2 separate regions of the Homo sapiens genome follow, and region 1 is linked to region 2. A link is a contact called in ENCODE Hi-C or POLR2A ChIA-PET data. All regions are on one chromosome and are shown on one strand. Each heading gives the region's core, a stretch centred on a gene start or an enhancer-like site at or near the end of the contact. The rest is flanking DNA. Distances are from core to core; before and after follow the strand shown.

Region 1 (3,078 bases), core at 109-2,608, 41 kb before region 2:
CACCGTGCGCTCCCAGGAGAGGGCAGGTTCATGGACTTGGCCTTGGAAGCTGAGTGTCTCAAGCAGTGTGGATCCTCATTCATCCACCCTGAGGTTTTGGTGGTGCTTGCTATGGTCACATGTCAGCCTATCTTGACTTGGTAGCAGTTCTGTGAAAGCAAAGGTCTCTAACGTATCCTGGGGATCAGGGGCAAGTAGGTGGATGGGACATGGGGTGGGTTAGGAAAAGCTTCCTCAAGAAAGTGATAATTGACATGACAAGAGAAGGATGAGTAGGAGATAAGCAGGTGAAAGAAGAATGAAAAATATTCAACTTAGGGGAAGTAGCAGAAGGGAAAGAGGAGTCTGGGGCCAGGCAAGACTGGAGAGGCAGGCAGGGTTCTGAGCAGCCATGTTAATGATATTGGCATTTATCAGAAGAGAGGTAGAAAGCAGTTGAAGCATTTTAATTAAGAGGGCTTTTTGATATATATTTAAAAGTGCTTATTAGTGAGTCAAGGCTGAGAAGATATCTTTAACTACCTTGCAAGCTAATAATAGAGTCAGGATACTGGTGATAGACTTTGCAAACTGCTCTCAGAAGAATTCCTTCTTCAGATTTGATGGTCGTGAGAAATTCCACAGGTCCCCTTTGCTGTTCATCATCAGAGACACTTGAGGGGCACTGGCAGTGATCTGGTTGCTGATCTGGGCTGGATAAGAGTGTAGTGCTGTGTTTGTATCATGATAAATTTAATGTATGCTGGCTCACGGCATCAACGCTTTATCAAAAGAATAAATGGAAAGTTATTCCGGGCTGAGAGGGTAAAGAGATCAGTTTATGGGAAAGAGAGCCTCCTTATGCACACATTCTGTAAACTACAGATCAAAAGCCAGAAGAGGAATGCTGACTATGAATAATGAAATCACACATGCAAAGGTCTGGATGGATTCAGACATCCTGACAATTTCTTTTTCAAGGAAAAATCAAGGCTTTTGCCTGGCGCTGAATACTTTGAAGATAAGTGCTCTGAAGGCAGAGCAAGATAGCTATCACATTCAGTAGAGATAGGTGAACTTTCAAAATTGGGTTCATTTAAATAGCATGCCCTGGAGGTCCCCTCCAGACAAGGAGGGTCAGAGTGGCATTCATGACAGTTGAAGGACACTTTAATCTCCAATAACTTGGTTGTTCCACGATGTCCGGTGGTTAGGGACTGAGCTGACCTTACCCGAAGACTTTAAATTAAAAACTCAAGCCCATATCCTACGTAAGAAAATTCCAAATGTGGTTGAATTGTCAGAAAAACAACGCAACCAGAATCACGCCCCAGGCAAGTACATTTCTTAAGGCTTACTCATTCCCCAAGCCATTAAGCTTCAGCCGTGCGTTCTCCCCACATTCAGTTCTAATAGAACTGCTGGTTCCCAGGTAGAGTGTCCAACCATTCCAGTGTGCTTGGTACTGTTGGGTTTTAGCACCGAAAGTTCTGCATCCTGGACTGCCACTCTAGTCCTGGGTGAAATATATTAGTTAGTCACCCAACTGCCGTTACCAGTGTTTTCTGATGGTCACACACAGTTACCTGCTTGCATCCCCACCCGGCCTCTCAGCAGCTAGGAATGTGGTCTCTCTCTCTCTCTTTCTCTTTCCTTTGCTAACACTTCCCTACTAACGACCAGAATGTTCGTGCGTCTCATGATTCTGCCTTTAGCTTTCTCTTTTTCTCTCTTCACCATTATAGTGGGTTAAATAGCACTCCCCAACCCCAAATTCAGATCCAACTGAGAACCTCAGAATGTGACCTCAGTTGGACCTAGGATCTTGCAGATATAAATAGTTAAGATGAGGTCCTATGGGATTAGAGTGGGCCCTAGATCTAATGTGACCAATGTGCTTGTAAGAAGAGGAGAGGGCACACAGAGATAGGAAGGCACAGAGGGAAGAAGGCCATGTGGCTATGGAGGTAGCGATAGGAGTGGTGCAGATGGAAGCCAAGGAATGGCAAGGATGGACAGCAACTACCAGAAGCTAGGAAGAGTCAAGGAAGGGTCCTTCTTTAGGGACTTCAGGGGGAGCACAGCCCTGCTGACACCTTGATTTCAAATTTCTGGCCTCCGAAACTGTGTGAGAATAAATTTCTGTTGTTTCATGCTACCCTGCTTTATGGTAATGTGTTATAGTAGCCCTGGGAAACCAATATAATGCTCTTCTTAAGCAATTTTATTCAACCCTCATGGCTTCTATTTCACCTACACTCCAGTGACGTCTACTTCTACTTCACATACACTTGTGATGGGATTCCAGGGGCATCTCCATGGCCTGATGCTTTGAGGAGGATAGAAATAGTCAGGAATACTAATGTCCCAGAATCTGAATCTGTCTAGAACTGACTGCTTATTGATGTGGGTTATTCTGCTCTGTAAGGGGACACACACACATACACATGTGTATGTGCTGGCCTGGAGCTCTTTTCTGAGAGGGAGACCTATGTTTCCAAGCACCTCCTGAAACAGCAGACACAGTAGAGCCAGGCGTTCTGCACCTACTGTGTGTGTAATACATCTAACTCTAAGTTAGTCTCTCCCACATACCTCCTCTTCCCTTAATAATCTTTTCTCTAGGTTAATGGATTCACCAAACACCTGCCTCCCCAGTCTCCAATCTTGATGCTACTCCTGATTATTTCTCCTGCTCTACATTCACCTGTCCACTAAAACCTCACAATTCTCTTGCAGGAACTTCTCTCTGTTGAGTTGGGTGAGGTAGATGGTGCATCCAGCTCAGGCGACCTCCATGGCTCAGTTTCAGACAAGTTTCTAAGCAGGTCTGATGGCCTGGGGCCTGGGCCGGGGGCAGGAGGTCCAGCCAGAAGCCAATCTGGTAAGAGATGTGTATGAATTTTTGAGAGAATAGCCTACATATTTCTGGCTCACCAGCTTATGATATCCAAACAAGGTCATACTTCCCTTTTATAATCCAAATTATTATGGCAGAAGACTTCATCCTGCTTGCCTGCAGGAAATGGGTCTTCCTCAAAGTGTCCTTATGCTATTTCCTAAAGTTCCTGGAGGGATGTCTCATCTGTATTCACAAAT
Region 2 (3,242 bases), core at 383-2,882:
GCAGCCTTATTCTTTACGCTAAGTATAGGTTCCAGGCATTTGTGCAGTCATATTCAATAATATATTCTGGGCCTGACAGTTCAGATGTGTCAGCATTTCTATTACCATTGCCTATGTTTAGAGTTCTTTATGCAGTCAAAAGTGCTAAGGCCAAAAATTGATATGAAGATAACAGAGGCAAGATATAAGTAAATAAACCAAGGAACTAGGCACTTTTCTTTGGTATTTGCATTACAACATAAATATAAAAATCAATTTAAAAGTATTGTTGGGCTGATTTCTATTTTTTCCCTTCTTTATTTTGGTATGAGAGGTAAAAATCCAAGTTTCAATAATGGCTTCTGAGAAAATTCACATGTCTATGATTTGGGTTTCTAACAGTTGCTTTTAAAAGTGAACCAATCGATACTGTGTCCTGAGGGACAACTGGGCTGAGCATCTCATGAGGAAGTAAAGGGAAGTGTAGAAAAAGTGAAAGACTAAGATAGACTTTCAATAAATAAAAGAGTTCACAATGTAGATGAAGTTGTACAACACATGAGGTGTTCTTCAAGAATTATACAACAGAAAAATTGAGTGTAAATTCAATTTTAGCAGATTAGGTTTTATTTTAACTGCATCGGGAAAACCACATAGATAAAACTATCTTATTGTTTATCCTTTACAATTTTAAAGCAAAACAAACACAACAGCATTTTATTTATTTAATTGTAGTGCATCCGTATTTTCACATATTGGATTTTAAAAAATCTCTGCTTACAAGAAGAAACGAAAGCCCAAACAAGAATGTAGTATGTAAGCGAGTACAAAATGAGATAGAGTAGAAGGCAAACTGATTACCTAAGTCCCAAGAAGTCAGGAAACAAAGTGTAACTCAGATCCAAGCAGGGTTAACCAGGAAAGGCTGCATTTCTGTGTGTACCTGCTGCTTTCTTCAGCACTGCACTGTACAACATTCTGGGGCAGCCTGAGAGATGCAGACTATACAAATATAGTCTCACATCTCACCACCAAAGCACAAACATTCCAGAGGCATGGAAGCCAAAGTGTAAACACTTCTGCAGTCAACTCTTAACTATTCACATTTACAGAAGGAAAGAGCAAAGGCACCACTAATCCAAGAATAGATAAATGGAAAGATCACTGAGTTAGCTTTGGAATACACTCTTGCATATAGGTGTATCCATGTTCAAGGAACTCACAAGTCTGTTATGAATATTAGTCATAAGGAGTTAGAAACTTTCTCCAGGAGTCAGAAACCTTTTCACCATTTATTACAGCTACTGGAAATAGAGAATTAACTGGACAATCTCAAAGACACATTCTTAGACTGGTAACTAAAGTTCCATTGACTCCACCAGACAACTATAGAACTATACACAATTTTGGAATTTGGCAAAAAAAGTATGGCATGGACAAATAACCCTGTTCAAAATTGAAAATAAACAGCAGGAAACAATTTTTAAGAATTCTATAAAAGTACTGAAATTCCCTTTCAATTGCTGCAAGTTACCTCATTTCAGTTGTCTTGTTTTCATTGCCTCTCTGCTCCTTTCAATATATTCGGTTTTCTTGTTTTCATCTTTAATACACTGAGCTCTCTCTTCATTTCTTGTGCCAGGTCTGCTGCTTCACCTTCATGAGCTGTCTTCAGAACCTTGCTCTGGATGTTCTCCTTGAAAGCTCTTGTCCATGAACATTTCAGATAAAATCTTATCAAAGCTTCCTCCGTCATCACTCTGAGTCAAAGAAAGTCACTCTGCTAAACTTTACAACAGAACTTTTGCTATGTGCACTTGGATGGACATCGTAAGCTTCCAGGGAAGAATTAAAGAGATTAGGTACTCCTTGCCCATGATGCACAATGACACTGGATCCTTTCGTAAACCTAATTTCACATTTATAATCCCAGGTCACATGCATCAAAAAATGAGCCAAAAGTCATACAAGCCCCTTCATTCTGATTCCCACATATTTAGAATGAGTGCAATATAATATAAACAGCATGCGATTCAGAGTCTGAATTTGGTTCCTAGTGCCACCACTTACTGGCTATGTAATCTTGGAAAAGATCCTAAACTCCTCTGAGCCTGTTTCTTAACCTGTAAAATGGGGATACATAATAGTACCTCTTAGGCTGGCTATGAAAATCAAGGTAACATAGGTAGAATGTTTGGCACAGGTACTAAACGTTAGCTAATATTATTAATGCTTTTCTTAAAATGAACTTATTCTAATTATTGGCTTTTAGCATTATAGTTTAGATGTCCATATTGAACCAATATCTCTATGTGATTTTTATCCTGTCATAATTGAAGTTTGCCACTGTTGATCCCCCCTGCTAAGTTGAGATACTAATTTGAAATTTATGGCCAACATCTAGCCTGAGTGATCATATTCCACCCGTGTGAAATTAAGCTCCCTCTTAATGCTGAAGATTGAGTATTTCTCTACATCTATGTAATATAGTCTGTTCAGACTTAAAATTTGGAGCAGTGCTGCTAGATACTGTTGAATCGAACAGAGAGGGAAAGGGTTATTATGGCAGGAAGAGAAATGAAGATTACTTAATGAACTTGCATTTCAATTGAGCAGGGTTTTTAATACAAAAGAAAGAGCTTTTTATAAATTCTTTTGCTCAGCAACAATAAAAAGAGGAAAAGAGCACTCAGCTGGGAACAATAGCTACTCAGCTCATAAAAAATCATTAGAAGGAACATTTTCTTTGTCCACCATGCCCAGCAATTTTGCTGGTGGGCAATTATCCAGATCACTTAGGTTCCACCTATAAAAATGAGTCCAGAGAACCTTCTCAACTTTTCCAGCTAATAAATTATGCTAACAGAAGTCCTCATCTCTTAATGTGTGTAATGCCACCATAAATAAAATTTTGACTCATAATTCATGGAATGTTTTTGACAAGTAGATGATACTGATCCAGCCATTAATAGGATTTGCTCTTTGGGTTGCTTTTCCATTAGAAGGGACGGACTATGCTGACACATTTACTCATTCCCATCAAATCCTCCTTGCAGCCAGGAGCCTCCATCTAGTTGATGACTGTTGGGCGAGGTGCAGGGTGCCCGAGGACAGCATGGTTCCACTGTGTGAAATTGGCTGGTGTACTTGGATATTTAACTTTTCACTGCAGTCTCCGTAGCTCATCTTAAGTTGGTTGACTCAAGAGAAACTTCATATTCTTGACGTAAAGAGCCTGGCTGATTCATCTTCTCCCACAAATG

What was found. Hi-C counts contacts between places; a loop is a spot of excess contacts on that map. ChIA-PET counts read pairs that join two places held with the same protein, here RNA polymerase II (POLR2A).
Region 1: a map of transverse colon shows a loop between it and region 2 (9-fold over the local background). The contact joins the enhancer-like site here to the promoter of LINC00400 in region 2. A Hi-C loop is called at or near these places in 1 of 168 maps with a recorded cell type or tissue (transverse colon) and 1 of 37 single-sample maps with no recorded cell type. POLR2A ChIA-PET finds 5 or more read pairs at or near these places in 2 of 52 experiments (H1 and IMR-90).

What each region holds. Positions count from the first base shown.
Region 1 is chr13:43,152,136-43,155,213 of GRCh38, reverse strand. All of the region lies in intron 1 of LINC00400 (long intergenic non-protein coding RNA 400), which reads right to left. Among named protein-coding and RNA genes, the nearest start is that of LINC00400, 41 kb to the right of the region's middle. RefSeq lists an enhancer at 979-1,502. Within about 2 kb of position 1,358, at least 3 of the 41 ENCODE cell types and tissues checked have a DNase peak (open chromatin) inside an H3K27ac peak, as active enhancers do.
Region 2 is chr13:43,111,555-43,114,796 of GRCh38, reverse strand. It overlaps LINC00400 (long intergenic non-protein coding RNA 400), which reads right to left and starts at 1,632. Exons shown (of 3, transcript NR_047013.1): 1 at 1,514-1,632. It overlaps DNAJC15 (DnaJ heat shock protein family (Hsp40) member C15), which reads right to left. Exons shown (of 6, transcript NM_013238.3): 6 at 584-3,242.